2 separate regions of the Mus musculus genome follow, and region 2 is linked to region 1. A link is a loop called in an ENCODE intact Hi-C map of the cell type or tissue named here. Cell type or tissue: heart. All regions are shown on one strand.

Region 1 (8,000 bases):
GTGTTTTCAAATTCCTTACTATGGTCACCTTTGTGAAACTGTTACGGACCATGTCTGGTGCACCGTCAAATAATAAAATGCTCAGTCCAGCCTATCTATGCCTTCCTTTCCAAATGCACATGCCTGAAGCTGGAGTTTCTCTGTGGTCTGTAACTGGTCTTCTGCATACCACCACAGACTGAATAAAGGAATCCAGCTGTCTTTTATTTCCAAAATCCAAAATTGTGCTATCCCATTTGGCTTTTTAGATAGTTATTTTCCATAAACGTATATGATAAATGCTTAATGCTTAATGATAAAATGCTTCTTATATTTTTTCATTAAAATTCAATTTGACAAAAAAAAATTAACACGGTCTCACTCTAGTCTACACTGGTCTAAAACTTAGGGAATGCATGCTGGCTTCAAAATCACGGCAATCCTCCTGGCTCAGCCAGGGCTGGAATCACAGGCATGAGCCATCACACCCAGTTTTAACTGGAATTTCTAAAATGGCACAACCCACATAAACAAAACTCTTTCACAACTATGGGGATTTTCAAGAATGCAAAGGTAAGTATGGAAACCTCAGCTGTCAGTCAGGGCTGGACACTGGTGGAATGTGACCCAGCTACATCCCAAGAACTTTTTTCAAATTCTCCAATTTAACTACATCTAGTTGGAGATCAGGAAAACTCACATAGCAATCTGCATCTCTGGCTTCCTCTAAAAAAAAATCCAGCCACCTGGCAATGTTCAGTCACCAGAGCTACAGGCTGGTGCTGAAGCGCTGCCCTTCTGGGCCAGACACAGGGATATTCACTCCCTGCCCAGCCTGCCCTCCGTGGGCTCTGGGAATGTGACGGTGTTTTACCATCTCAGCTCACACTCCAGACTCTTCTGGCAGAGCAGCCTTGTGTACGTCACGTGCTTACGATTCTGATTCCTGACCAAATTCCCACAGGCTGTGGAACTCTGTCAACAATTAAAAGTCGGGTCCATCTAGTCGTGCTTTATTAGGCCAGTGACATTAAAGATGGCTCTCATCCCTTCTATCCTGTGCTTCATGCTGTTTTATAAGAGAAGCCTCAGCAATGCCCAGATCAAGATTAACAGAGCTGGCCCAAAGCAATCTTAAATCCCACTGTGAGTAGTGTCGGCTCAGGCACCGAATGCTGAAGTGTAAAGCAGTGGGCCTACTCTCCTCCTCAAGTGCCTCAGCGTCTGCCAAAACCTCAAGATGGCTTCGGACTTGCTCCAGGGAGCTCACCTTTAGGAGGCAGCCTAGGGAGTCCCTGTGGTATTTTGGATTCCTCTTACACTGCAGACAAACTCTGGAGCACTAAGCCAAGGGCCCTAAGGATCAATGCTAGGATGGGCTGAGAGCGCTGCGTCTTCTCTGCCGGGGTTTCCAGATGTACTTACTGGTATACCATGGCCCTGAAAACGCCTCACATCGTCTTCCGGAAGGGGAGTGGGGACAACGAAGTATGCTGGCAACCTAGAAGCAAGAGATAGCATCAGTTCTTAGACACTTACTTCACAAAATCTGTAAACACTCACAAAAGAAAAAACAAAGTGTTACACAAAGGACCACACTTCCGTTGAGACCCAGCCCAGGTGAACTGCTATCCCTGGGCGGCTGACTGCTGACAGACAAGCACTGTGATCAGACAGGCTAGGAATCCGGATTCCAGCCCTAGCTCTGCCTATGATTTGCACAGCCCTGACTCTGCTGGCAAGGGAGCTAAGTTGTTCTGCCCTTCTGGGTCGGTGTCCTCTTCTACAAATGAGGAAGATGGGGGAGTGGGTATGGCTCTGCAGCAGAGCCCCTAGCCCTTACAAGACTCTAGATTTGACCTTTAACACTGAAAAGGAGGGAGACTAGAAAATGTGATATCTAAAAATATATATAGTTCAAAATTTCATCAAAGAGTAACAACACAAACACCTGTGTTGCTTCTAATTACACAAATCGAATGTGAAAATTGGTAACCATGACTGCTATCCATTTTATCACAACTCTGAGACAGGCATGGCGGCATGACTTTAATTCCAGCTCTTAGGAGACTCTCTCTGTGAATTCAAGGCCAACCTGGTCTACAAAATGATTTCCAAGACAGACTGGGCTACATAGGAAAATCCTGTCTCAAAACAACACAAAAACACAACAACAGGAGAAAGACCCAGTCCTAGCCTACTTCTGCCAACCACTGACGTTTATGAGTGCTCCTCCGCGGCAGACTTCCCCAATCCATTACACGAACAATGCATTTAATCCAACATCACTGTCAAGACTGTAGTGTGATCATTTCATTTTACAGATAAAGAAAAAGGGAAACTAAGACACCACACTGACTGAGGCTCTTTCTGAGTTACACTATTGAAGTGGAAACTAATGGGTTCTTTGGAAAGTCGTTTGGATGGTGTTTTACTGGGGGAAACACATGAAGGAATGTTTTACTGGGGGAAACACATGAAGGAATGTTTTACTGGGGGAAACACATGAAGGAATGTTTTACTGGGGGAAACACATGAAGGAATGTTTTACTGGGGAAACACATGAAGGAATGTTTTACTGGGGGAAACACATGAAGGAATGTTTTACTGGGGGAAACACATGAAGGAATGTTTTACTGGGGAAACACATGAAGGAATGTTTTACTGGGGAAACACATGAAGGGATGTTTTACTGGGGAAACACATGAAGGAATGTTTTACTGGGGGAAACACGTGAAGGAATGTTTTACTGGGGGAAACACATGAAGGAATGTTTTACTGGGGGAAACACATGAAGGAATGTTTTACTGGGGGAAACACATGAAGGAATGTTTTACTGGGGAAACACATGAAGGAATGTTTTACTGGGGGAAACACATGAAGGAATGTTTTACTGGGGAAACACATGAAGGAATGTTTTACTGGGGGAACACATGAAGGGATGTCTTACTGGGGAAACACATGAAGGAATGTTTTACTGGGGAAACACATGAAGGAATGTTTTACTGGGGAAACACATGAAGGAATGTTTTACTGGGGAAACACATGAAGGAATGTTTTACTGGGGAAACACATGAAGGAATGTTTTACTGGGGAAACACATGAAGGAATGTTTTACTGGGGAAACACATGAAGGAATGTTTCGCTGAAGCAGACACAGGAGAGAGAATGTTCTGCTAAAGCAAACACATGAAAGGCCATGTGATGGATTCTCTGTTAACAACACACATGTATTGGTCCACCTTACATTGCATAGCAGAGCTCAGTTTGTGGAACTCTGAGGACTCTGGCTGACTGGATGCACATGCCGAGACAAAACGTGATGCTCGGAGGATATAAATGGACTCAACAGAGCAATAGAGACAGAACTTGACTTGCTGGTACAGCTAGCTGTACAACACTTGTGGGTCTCAAGTCTTCACTGATTTTCATTTCCCTGAGAGAGACACAGCGGAGAACTCCTGGCATCCCTCCGGGTCCCTCCTGCTGACTGGTTAAGGCCTGGCTGTCTCTGCTAGGTCTTGTCACCACTGTTGCTAACCTGACTCTACTGAACCGGACTGCTGGTGTAGTGTTTGAAGTGTCTGTGAGTGGATAGAGCTGCTGCTGCCTGCTAACCTGTGAACTGCCGATTTTCAGACAACATAGACGGGAGATGCTCCAAAGAAACTTTCTAAAGAGGTCAACCCCCACCTGTGTCTTTTCTTTTCCGCTCCCTCTGGTTGGTGGGCCACAAGGGAGGTTAAAGCACTTAAGAACCATCATTAAAAATAAGGTTTGAAAATTTAGTTATACACTATGATTTTGTTATCTTCAGGAGAAACATCTTTACAAGAATATGCCTGCTAAACAGAAGAACACGAGAAAGCTAATTTTTCAAAGTTGCAGGAACCAAAACCACATGGGTACATTGGCTCCTCGTCATAACTAAAGCCTCCTGAGACTGAAGGCACCTGTGTGGCTTTGCTGTAATGGAAAGTAATCAGATGGTGTTTGCATATACACTGCATGCTTGACGCCAATCTGTCAGAATCCTCGATAGGACAAACTTCAAAAAAAAAAAAAAAAAAAAAAAAAAAAGAATGTATGTGTATGAGTGTGTACCTGAGAGTATGTCTGTTCACCATGTCCATGCTAGTGACTTCAAAAACCAGAAGAGGGTGTTGGATTCCCTGGTTGTAGAGCTATAGACACACATTCTACAGTATCTAGAGTTGTGAGCCAAACATGTGGGTACTGACAACCAAACCCCGGACTTCTGCAAGAGCAGAAAGTAGTCTTATCCACTGATCCATCCCCCAGCCCCATGGGAAGATGGATCTTTAAGTCAGAGATCAGACACGATGACTGAGCCATTCATCAATTCACAGAAGGTGGACCTACATGAAGAACCACTAGGGGGCGTGGCCAAACTCCACTGTGGGAAACAATTAGCAAAGAGCTTGATTTCTTCAAGAAAAAGTGTGAGTCTACACTTAAAAATCCATCAAGAAATGGCAAAAATGCTACTCAATCTTTATTAACAATAAATTTAAAAAAAGAATTCTTATAAAAGCGAGTCAAGAATTGGGGGTGTACTCCTATAACTCTAGCAATTAAGTAGCCAGCCTGGGTACAGGGTGAAACCCTGTCTCAAAACAGACACACACAGAGACACACACACAAGCAAAACAACTTCCCTCCACTCCAAGGCAAACCAAATCCTGGGGAATTTGAAATACTAATTAGATATCAAAGAAGCAGTGTGAACAGGCATAACACAGGTCTGCAATCCTAGGACTTGGGAGGTAGAGGTAGGTAGATCTCTATGAGGTCAGTCTGGTCCTCATAGAAAATTCCAGGACACATGCTACAAAGGAAGACCCTGTCTCAACAAACAAAAAGTAGTAGTGTGAATTTGAAAAGTATGATGTTTTCATGCTATGCTTATTAAAAACAATGCAGTCCTTTGTTCTTTGTAATATACACTGAACATAAATGAAATGAGCTTTGAAATTCTTTTCCCAACAGTGCAGAGGGTGAACAAGCGGGTGGATGTATAGAGAAGACAGGGTTAGCTCTGACTTCGTCATTGTCATGCCCAAGCAATGGGTAAAACGAGCTTTGCCATACATGTTTTTGCTATAATGCTTCAAAATTTGTATTAAAGAAACCTCAAGGATACTTTTAGCAATTTATTTTTCTATGTATGTGCAGGTCTGTGTAATTATATGCCGCGTGTGTTTGGGTGCTGGTGGCACAGATTCCCTGGGGCTGGAGTGACAGGCAGTTGTTAGCCAGCCAGACACAGGCGTAGGACACTAAACTGGGGTCCTCTAGAAGAGCAGGAAGTGCTCATAGCTCCCAAGTCATCTCTCCACACCCCCCCCCCCACAGACAATTGTAAAAGAAGAAAGATCATGAGACCTTGACATACACCCAGGCCTGTGAAGCACTGGCTGTGGCTAAGGTCCTCCAGTCACTAACAGCGTTGTGACCTTGACTTCTGAAATACTGAGCTACTGCATTTTCTTACATACTTGCCTGAGCACGTGGACAGTAAGCTACGGTTTCTTTAGGGAGTCACTAAAGTAAAAACATTTCAATAGATCAATAACCTTTAAACTCAAAATGCCCATTAAAAGCACAGGGAAGGATTAGACAATTATCAAAATCCAGGCTTGTCCCCATGACTACAAATCAGAAGCTCAAAGCTCTGCAGGAGCACAGGGGATTAAGTTCTGCTCTGCAATGTCATGCTATGAGGGCATAGCAGACTGGCTCAGCCCCACCTACTCAGTGACGCCTGCATTCCTGACAAGCTCTGTGGGGACTGAGATATCTCTGGGAAGCACTGACTGAATGGTGCCATCACCAGAGGAGTTCTCAGTGCCCCCCTTAATACACATGCCATAAAGCTGCAGTGGGCCCCTGGTCCTAAAAAGGTTTGCATGCCTTTCCCGTCCAGTAAGACTGAATATTCTACAGTGTCACCTTTCTAGTTAATTCCATTATACAAACCTGTTCACACAAACCCATTTAACACGTCAGACCGACCGTCTAGCAGATTAGCCTCTGTTCATGAACACTGAGCACCACACCAGGCGCAGGGTGGAGGGTGAGCTCACCTGTCCCGATTAGCTCTGGCAGATCCCGGGCAGTCCCCAGAGACTATGAGCAATTACTTCTTCCTCTTCAAAACAGTCCCTTTAGAAGCAGGCTGAGTTCTGAGGCAAGAGCCTGTCTCAGGGCAGCTTCATTATGGAAGCTGGGCAATCCACTCAGGCACAGCTGTAATCTGGGAAGGGTAGCCCAGGACAGAGCTACATCACGCTGTGTCAGCACTAGTTCATGGGTCCCTCTGTAAAGCACACATCCCACAGGGCCACACACCTTCTTTTATCTCCACAGAGTACAATGACATAAAGATTTAGGAATAAATTCCAAAAGAGAAGTAGTTGGCCTGTGGCACCGTACAGCCAGTTCTGACGATGGTACAGTTTCTCCTTCTAACCCACCCTGTTCATGTTTCAGGTTGAATCAAAACTGATATACTGAAGAAACCTGAGACACTCAAATGTAAAAAGTGCTATAAACCTACAGTACTTTATGAAGCTGTCAGCACAGTAGGAAGCTCTGCTCCCAGTGATAAGATTCAAGTTTCTAAAAACAGACCAGCAGAGTCATCCTAAAAATGTGGGCCAGATCACTCCCTCCTCTGCTCAAACTCCCCCCAGTGTTCTCACAATCAGAAAGAATAAATTCCCCAGGAAGCATCCAACTATCCCTTCCCTCGTCCTCTACTCCCCCCTTCTCCCCGCTGATGAAGGGCACCTGGCTGTTCTACCTACCAGGCTTCCCTCTCTCCCCTTCTCTCAGCTCTGAACAAAGGGCACTTACCCTGGCTGTCCTGACTTGCTATGTAGACCAGGCTCACTCAAACTCAGAGATTCACCCGTCTCTACCTCCCAAGTGCTGGGATTAAAAGCATGTGTCATTAAGCCCAGCTGTGTGTGCTGATCTTCCAAAGGACCGGAGTTCACTTCACAGCCCTCTCACAGATGCCCATAACTCCAGCCCATGGGCTCTGTGATGACTCATCATGGCTGTCAACGTGACTATATCTGAAATCAACTAAAACACAAGCTCTGGGCACTCCTGATCACATCTGGAGTAGGAAGACACGGTAAATGTGGGTGGCATCTTCTGGTAGCAGCCTGGACAAGCATAGGAAGAAGAAAATTGCTTTCTTTGCCTTCTTGTCCTCACTTTTGCTGACAAGACCATCTACCTGTTGCTGTGGTATTCCTTTGCTATCAGAACTAACTTCTTCAACATTTCAACCTAGGTGAAGGTCAGCAGCTCTCCAAGAATCCTCAGTCCTTCAGCGCTAGCCTGGGCCTGCGGAGAAGCCAGCCCTGGAGACTGAGCAGCTGCTGCGGGGAGGCAGCCCACACCCTGGAAGGAAACCTAATAAACCATTTCTCTGTGCGCGCACACACACACACACACACACGTGCGCACGCACGCATGCACCCACCCACGCGCACACACACACACACACACACACACACACACACACACGCACACACATGCACACACATGCACCCACGCACGCGCACACACACACACACATCCCCATCCTCTCAGACGTGCTTCTTAGGAGAGCCCTAATATATGATCTGAGGCCTTCTTCGGGCCTCATGTGTCTGGCCACAGACACTTATGCACATACTCACACACATAATGGGGAGAGCTTACCTGTCAGAGACTCGGTAGCCTTCATTCACACTCACTGTTCTGTACTTCACACTACCCTTGGTCCGCTCCAGCTCCCAACACCAGTCTTTCGGAGTGTCAAACATTACAGTACAGTTCCTGGAATCAGTGGCTAAGAAAACAAAATGAGCAAGGCAGTAAAGTCTTTGCATGATGCTGGTATCTGTTCATGTGGCCGCACAAGCTCTGAATCCAATTTATGACACTGAGTCTATTTTTAATCGAAGAATAATAAATTCACACCTTAACTGTTTCACTTTCTA
Region 2 (8,000 bases), 52 kb after region 1:
ACATCCCGGCCTTGTGCCTATGTTCTTTGATGGCCTCTATCCACATCTCAGATGTACCAAGTAGTCTAATGTCTTCAGACTTCTTTCTTTATCTTGAAGGTTGAAGCAGGAGAATGCAAATTTGTTTGTTTTTGTTTTTGTTTTTGAGACAGGGTTTCTCTGTGTATCTCTGGCTGTCCTGGAACTTACTTTGCAGACCAGGCTGGCCTCGAACTCAGAAATCCACCTGCCTCTGCCTCCCGAGTGCTAGGATTAAAGGTGTGTGCCACCACGCCAGGCAAGAATGCAAATTTGAAGGCATCTGTGTTACATAGTGAGACAGACAGACAGAAAGACACACATGCAGAAGGTTGGGGATTAGTCTTGCTACAACGGTCTTCCTTCCTTCCTTCCTTCCTTCCTTCCTTCCTTCCTTTCTTTCTTTCTTTCTTTCTCTCTCTCTCTCTCTCTCTCTCTCTCTCTTTCTCTCTTTCTTTCTTTCTTTCTTTCTTTCTTTCTTTCTTTCTTTCTTTTTTTCTTAAAGTTTTATTTATTGTATGTACATGAGTACACTGTAGCTGTCTTCAGACACACCAGAAGAGGACATCAGATTCTATTACAGATGGTTGTGAGCCACCATGTGGTTGCTGGGACTTGAACTCAGGACCTCTTAGGAAGAGCAGACAGTGCTCTTAACCACTGAACCATCTCTCCAGCCCTACAACTAACTGTCTTTCCACTCTCCTCTGGAGATGACGAGACATAGACATAGCCTAAGAAGCATTCGGTTTGGTCTTCTGGAGGGATCATAGCAGAACAGCCTGTTTTCTGTCCCATTGTCCAGATTGGCCTCAAACTCCTTGGCTCAAGCCACCAACTTCTGCAGTACCGAAATCAGGGAACAGCATACTCAGCTTATTTATTTAGTTTTACTCTCAGCAAATACACAGCCTGGGCCGCCGACTGCTTGGTTAGAAGCCCATGAGCCTCCTCCTTGGACTCTGCCTTCTTCCTTTCAGTGGCTTGCTTGGTTTACTCATTAAACAGAGGCTGTCCAGTGGTCCATGGAGACTCACTCCAGTCTGTCCAGTCCAGAAGGTTCTTAAGGACAGTATGGTCTCAGTCTCCTTCACAACCGGAACAACACTAACCAGCGTGCTACACGGCTAGGCAAGTCCACACCAAGGATGAGGGGCACGGGGACCCGCCATGGATGTGAGTGTGAAGGTGAGAGGCAGGGAGATGCCAACTTTACAGTCATATTAAAAACTGTCTGGAGGAGGATGGAGAGATGGTTCAGTGGTTAAGAGCACTGGCGGTCCTTCCAGAGGTACCAAGTTCAATTCCCAGCACCCACACTGTGGGTTCACAACCATCTATTAGGTTTGATCTCCTCTTCTGGCATGCAGGAGTGTAAGTGTGTGACAGAGTACACATATACATAAATAAATAAACCTGTTTTTAAAATTGTCTTGACAAGTTTAAGACTTGGCTTAGCAACTAAAGACTTATACTGTTCCTGCAGAGGACTGTTGTTTGGTTCCCCAATGATGGTGTTGGGCAGCTTACAATAGCCTACATCTCCAGCTCCAAGAACTTCAACACCCTCTTTTGGCTTCCATGGGCATCTGTATACACATATGCAAATAAATGCACAGACACAGACATCTACACACACACACACACACACACCTTTTAAAAAATTGTCTCAGAAAATTCAATTCTAAAAATTTGTCTTAAATAAATAATAATAAATGTATCCCACATGTTTGAAATGACATCGAATGACATCGAAGCATGCTAACTAATTACAATTTTTTGGTTGAGATTTTATTATGTTCTTCTTGGTTTGAGACAGGGTCTCAAACAATCCAAGTCTGAGTGAGGGCTGGCCTCATGCCTCCACTTCCCACGTTCTGGGATTACACCACAACTGTCCACTAACTACATTTTTTTTTTTTTTGGATGTGGGTAACATTGAGTTAGAAATATAAATGCTCACTAATAGGAGTAGATCAAGTAAATTACAGGGCAGCCATTTAATTTGATGCAGCCATAAAATTGCAGCCACAAAAAGAGAATGAGGAAACATTTTAGGTAGCAGCTATGCAGTTTGGTGGATAAAGGCAACCATGCATGAGTCAGACAGCCGCCTTCAAACTCTGGCTGTCTGTGTGACCCTGTCTCTGAGAAAGTGTCACATTGTGCGCCCAGCCTGGCTGTGAATGTGTGGGGTTCAGTCTGGCCTTGAACTTGGAACCCTGATTCGTCCACCTCTTCAGTGGTGGGCTAACCGAAGAGTGCTGCTGGCCTATCTCTTCCTATATGAATAGAATCTTTTTGGTAGATATAAAGGGGATTAGGGCACTGGTGGTTTTTAGAAAGGGAAACTGTATTTGGGAAACGTTTTTGAAGAGTTATTTCGTACATAGCTTGTTCTAACTCTAAATTCTGAACCCTGAGGACCGTTTTCTAAGTTAAGAAATTATTGTACTACTTCAACATGCCTTTTAAAAAGCATAACAGTAGCCCGGCGTGGTGGCGCACGCCTTTAATCCCAGCACTTGGGAGGCAGAGGCAGGCGGATTTCTGAGTTCGAGACCAGCCTGGTCTACAAAGTGAGCTCCAGGACAGCCAGGGCTATACAGAGAAACCCTGTCTCAAAAAAACAAACAAACAAAAAGCATAACAGCTTTTTCCCTCTTTGGGTGTCTGAAGGCAAGATGGGTCACCAGCAGCTCTACTGGAATCACCCACGGAAGTTCGGCCAGGGTTCCCGCTCTTGCTGCGTCTGCTCTAACCGCCATGGTCTGATTCTCAAATATGGGCTGAACATGAGCCGCCAGTGCTTCCGGCAGTACGTGAAGGACATAGGCTTCATTAAGTTGGACTAAGCGACCTTGAATGGATTCAACTGACTACCAAGTGGAACCGATCATGCTAGTCTTTGTGCACAAAGAGTAAAAACGTAAAGAACTTAAAAAAAAAAAAAAGCATGACAGTTTCACTGGGTATACAAACCACACTTAAGGGCAGGCCTCATGCCAGCAGTAGATGGCCAACATAGAACAAATTCAGTGGTATTTTTGTTTTAATTTTTGTCTCATAATGCTTTGTCTGGGCTCCCCACCCCATTCCCCTACATGTCTATTATAGCTTCCAATTTTGTGTTTTTATGTGCGTGCACATGGGTGTCTCTGTGTCTGAATGTGTTTCCTGCGGTTTTTCTCTGGCTTTTTCTTCTCTGTTCACTCATCTGTTTTGTCCTATTCATGTTTGTAAGCTTTTTCTCTAGCCTTTTCTTTTTCTTTTTAGAACACTGTTCCCTGTCTAACTGGAGAGAGCAAAGCGGACTGTAGATTTGGGTGGCTGGGGAGTTGGGAAGGATCTGGAGGTAGTTTTTGGAAGGGAAACACAATCAGAATGTATTGTATGCAAAAAATATCTATTTACAATAAAAGATGAAACGGTGGCTGTCACACAATATTGGACATCTTATATTGACTAATTCAAATAGCTTGGATTAAAATAAAAAAAACGAGTGCCTTGTTGTGAACACTTGTACTCATTAACGTAGGAGATTTAGGTAGGAAAATCAGGCGGGTCAAGGTCCCTTGGCTACATAGTGAGTCTGGATTACCTGACACAGTGTCCCCCCTCCAATCAACCAACCAAATAAACAACAGTGCCATTTTCTGCCTCTGCCTGTCTTGGCATAGGTTCCCTAATCATCCGACCCAATAAATGTATTCCTAGAGTCAACAACTCTTGACCGCTTCTTTAGAGACCAGGGAAGAGGTAGACTCTCTGAATTTCTAAGCACCTCAAAGCTGCACAGCCAGCGCCTCGACCTACCCTCCTGAATAAGTCCGTCCGAGTATCCGAGTATCTAGAACGAGTCCTTTCATCCTCTCAGGGGTGAGCTAGGAGCAGTTCAAGGTTGGTCTGTGCTGTTTTCTTCCTCCTTCCTCTCTTTCTCCTTCCCTTCCCCACCCCTCCTTTTCTTCAACCCGGTCTTGCTATGTAGACCTGGATAGCCTGGAATGTACCATGTAGACTAGCTAGCCTCAAACTTGCAGACCACCGTCCTGCTTCAGCTTCCGGTTCGCTGCCCTGCTGGGCTTCATGATCAGCACCTCCAACTCTATCCTTGGTGTTTTGAATACTCACTCGGTGGGATGCCTTCAGAACAATGACCTGTGGGCGCTTCAAGGACGAGGAGACTGCGCCCTCTACCGGGGTTTATAAAAAGTAGTATGCTAAGTCCAAATAGACTGGACCAGGTCGCTTTGTCCACCCCAGCTCTCACCCTGTTTCCTTTGTCCCGCAATACCTCCTCTAGACACATCTGCTGTGTCACAACCACATGAAATTTGAAGTACAAACTCACCCTAGGTCAGCTTCCCCCACCCCCCAGGAATTACAGAATTTAACAGTCTCCAAATGCAGCTTTCAAAGAGGGGTGCCACAAAGTGTGGGGATGTAGCTCAGTCGGCACAAAGTCCCGACTGTGACTCTCAGTACCTCATAAAGCAGGTGTGATGGAGTAAGCTTGATTAGCTCGAGGTGTGAGGCCACCTGGCATACGTGAGAACTTGTCTCGAGGACAAAAGCTCAAGTGCTCGCTCAGAGGTCAAGAGCGCTTGGCACACAATCCTGAGAACTGGAGTCGTGTCCTGGGACCTACATAAGGGACCACGGCAGAGGAGACAGAAGAATCACTGGGACTTGATACTTCCAACTCCGCTAAGAAACCCTGGCCCTGAGTTCCACGATAGACCCTCCCTCCTACGAAAGGAACAAGCAGAGATGACTAGAAAAGGATAGCCCTCGCCAAGCGGTGGTGGCACGCAGCTTGGAGCCCAGCACTGGGAAGGCAAAGGCAGGCGGATCTCTGAGTTTCAGGCCAGCCTGGTGTTCCAGGACAGCCAGGGCTACACAGAGAAGTCCTGTCTCAAAAAAACGAGAGGGAGGGAGGGAGGGAGAGAGAGAGAGAGAGAGAGAGAGAGAGAGAGAGAGAGAGAGAGAGAGAGAGAGAGAGAGGCAGAGACAGAGAGAGAGAGACAGAGAGACAGTCACACACACACACACACACACAGACTCCCAAAGCCTTTTTTCACATGCAGACACAGGAGTAAATGAATATCTAAAAAATATTGTTTATTTCTTCTGTTGTTGTTTTCTGTTTTCGAGACAGGGTGTTTCTTTGTGTAGCCCTGCCTGTCCTGGACTCGATTTGAAGACCAGATTGGTGTCAAACTCACAGGGATCAGCGTGCCTCTGCCTTCCGAGTGCTGGGATTCATTACCATTGCCCAAGTAAGAGATATTTTCTTAAAATCTTCTGGGCATACTTTAGTTCTCAATTTACTTTTTAAAAGGTAAACAACCATGATAAAAAAACCAACCCTCTCAGAATCGCACTGAAAGTCGGGGCCACCTCCGAAGCTATTTAAGACAATGCGCTATCTGAACAAAGCCAGTGAACGTGAGTTCAGTTTTAACTTCTATGTTTTCTTCATCTTCCCAGCTCCACTGAATGGAAACTTAGGGCTGGTCTGGTATGGATCATGAGGAGACCTAGGGACTTGTCTGTCCCCAAGAAGGGAAGGTGCTCTGCGCTGAGACTGGGGTCCCTGTCACTCTCCTCTGTTCCTGTGAGTGCCACAGGCCTGGAGCATGCTGAGGTAGAGGCAAGCCATCCTCTCTTGGCTCCGGTTGCTTCCTTAAGTAGGTGCGGTGCGGCTGTTTCCTTTGCAGAGTCCGGCAGCAGCTCTCTTCCCTGACAGCCTTTCCTCGGCTCACTTGAGCCACGAGAAAACTCAGAAGACACAGAAACAAGTGACTGAAAGAGTCATGCCACCCTTCCAAATTCTCTGCTGCCCACACAAACTCCCACACAGAGGTGCTGGGGTCAGGCCCACTCTTCTCTCAAATGCCCCTCTGTCGTGGGGAAAGCTGTGGGGGCAAAGTGACAGAGACAATGCCCCGCCCTCTTTGTGTGTGTGTGTGTGTCTCATGCATGTTCTCGTGCACGTGCCTAGAGGGAGAGTTGGCACAAGACAGCAACCAGAAAAACTCAATCTTGTGGCTCCCCACTTAAATGTCTTGCGACTCATTCCAAGACAAGAGAATTCAAGACTTTGCATCTGTTTCAGCGACGGTCACCAGGAAGGAGAAGGGGGCTTACTGCTGTCTCAAATGATGAAGAGTCACACAATATAATGCTTGTATATGCCATCCAATCACGTGACTGCTGTGCACCACAAAATAAAAGCAACACGTATCTGATGCCAAAGTTGTACCATGGGCCAGAGAAAAGCAAGGGACCAGCCGTCCAGCTGTCTCTTCTCTGCTTTGACAGAGCCCCGACACCCAGAGAACCTGTTTCCTCTCCCTTGCTTTGTTTGAGGCTAGATAAGCGGAGGCGTGAGAGTGTCCAGGAGCGGTGGAGGGAGGGGCTGGGGTTTGGAGTTTAAAGGATCTCATGAAGCCTTGGCGGCTGTAGGGCCAGGAGAAGCTTTGCTAATAAAACGTCACGTCTCTCCGACTAGGACATTTGATCGTTGCTCAAAATGCGGTCAGGCCTGTTTGGGGCTTGGCTCACCGTTCCGATTCTGCAAACCTGATAGGCTTCTTGTTCAGGAAGCTGCAGAAGAACCTGAGGTTGAGGACACCCTCGTACCCCCATTTCATGTTAGAAACAGTCATATACCCCAAAGGTTTAAAATGCAATTTTTAGCAGTTGAAAGTAAGTATGCTTTATCCAAAGGCAAACAGAGAACACTGGGAATCACTGAGCTACCACGTAACACCTCTGGGTTTTTAACCCCGTAGTTTTTTCCGGCTGGAGCCTGTTAATGATCAGCCATTTCCTGGCTCCGTACCTTCTGCGGAACACTGGAGTCAATTCACCATTCATCCACCTGGCCTCAGGAATACATTCTCAGGGCAGCCAAGTAAAGCAGGCAGTGTAGGACTCTGCAAATATCTCACACAGGCAGGCCTGGGAAATCAGAACAGAAATGTTCCGGCCAGAGCTGAGCTGGAGACCCAGAAGTGGGGGGCGATTTTCCAGTCCCTGTGAGGAATCAGCTGGAGAGGAACTAGCCACAGAAACAGTTTGAAACCTCATGCCATGAGGGAAGTAAGCGGTTTGCTTGTAGAAAAGGTTCTGTGCTCTGCTTTCTCTGGCTCTGCTCACGTCGATAAGGAGGCGCCTTTCAACGTTCCCTAGTTCCAAGAAAAGGCATTGGCTCCTCCTCCCCTCCTGGGGCTTGGTCTTGTGCACTTTGTATTCAGTTGCCGATTTCTGTGCCCAGAAATCTGGTTACAGCCCAGATGCTAGCATCGTCATGATTTTTGAACCATCCCCTGTATCAATGTTGTGTAAAGAATGTTCCCCAACTCTCTCTAATTGGTTAACAGAGACCCTATCAGCACACTGCTGGGACAGAAGGCAGGACTTCTGATCCCAGTTAGAGAGACCAGGTGGAGGTGGCCATGAGGCAGAGAGAGGGTCCAGGAGTTGTGATGAGCAGGTCACCAAGGGAGTTGCCGTGAGGACACACGTGGAGCAGAGCAAGTCAGAGCAAGACTTGGATTGAAGGTATAAGGACCTGGCAGCTGGAAAATGGATAGTTTAGAGGGTCAGAATAGCCCAAAGCTTGTTAATAAACTTAATAGGTTGTTGTGTCAATTATTTGGGAGCTAGAATGAGAAATTACTACTATACCCGGCCCCAAGAGAAGCACCTCACAAACCCATATAGGCCCAACTGAGAGACAGAACAGCAGTGTAGAGAGCTCTGGAGGTTGCATGAGGGTTTGAATGCATGGTGTTCTGGGAGATACGGATGGAAAGGTGCATTGGAGTCACATCTACTACCTTGGAACATCATAAGAAAGCCTGGGCGTGGGAGAATTCTAACCCTGCTCAACCTGTAGACTTCATCTACAAGGAACTGACCTTGGCTGGCATCTAGAATTCTAACACTCCCCAGAGCTGCAACATTTTATAGAT

The links. A loop is a pair of places that touch in the nucleus more often than their neighbours do. Peaks named below come from ENCODE experiments on the same cell type or tissue, not always from the same donor. Only the 100,000 strongest peaks of a DNase experiment are listed, where the experiment ranks them.
Region 2: it touches region 1 in a loop (6-fold over the local background); 21 of 42 quality-filtered maps call a loop at or near these places.

Annotation. Positions count from the first base shown.
Region 1 is chr15:12,244,833-12,252,832 of GRCm38, reverse strand. Mtmr12 (myotubularin related protein 12) reads right to left here. Exons shown (of 16, transcript NM_172958.4): 7 at 7,720-7,849; 8 at 1,405-1,480. Among named protein-coding and RNA genes, the nearest start is that of Mtmr12, 44 kb to the right of the region's middle. In heart, a CTCF peak has its summit at 4,375 (motif pointing right); a DNase peak (open chromatin) is centred at 5,922; H3K27ac peaks cover 3,589 bases.
Region 2 is chr15:12,193,175-12,201,174 of GRCm38, reverse strand. It overlaps the pseudogene Gm2581. Among named protein-coding and RNA genes, the nearest start is that of Mtmr12, 7.9 kb to the left of the region's middle. In heart, a CTCF peak has its summit at 4,215 (motif pointing left); DNase peaks (open chromatin) are centred at 4,174 and 7,214; H3K4me3 peaks cover 2,007 bases; H3K27ac peaks cover 3,746 bases.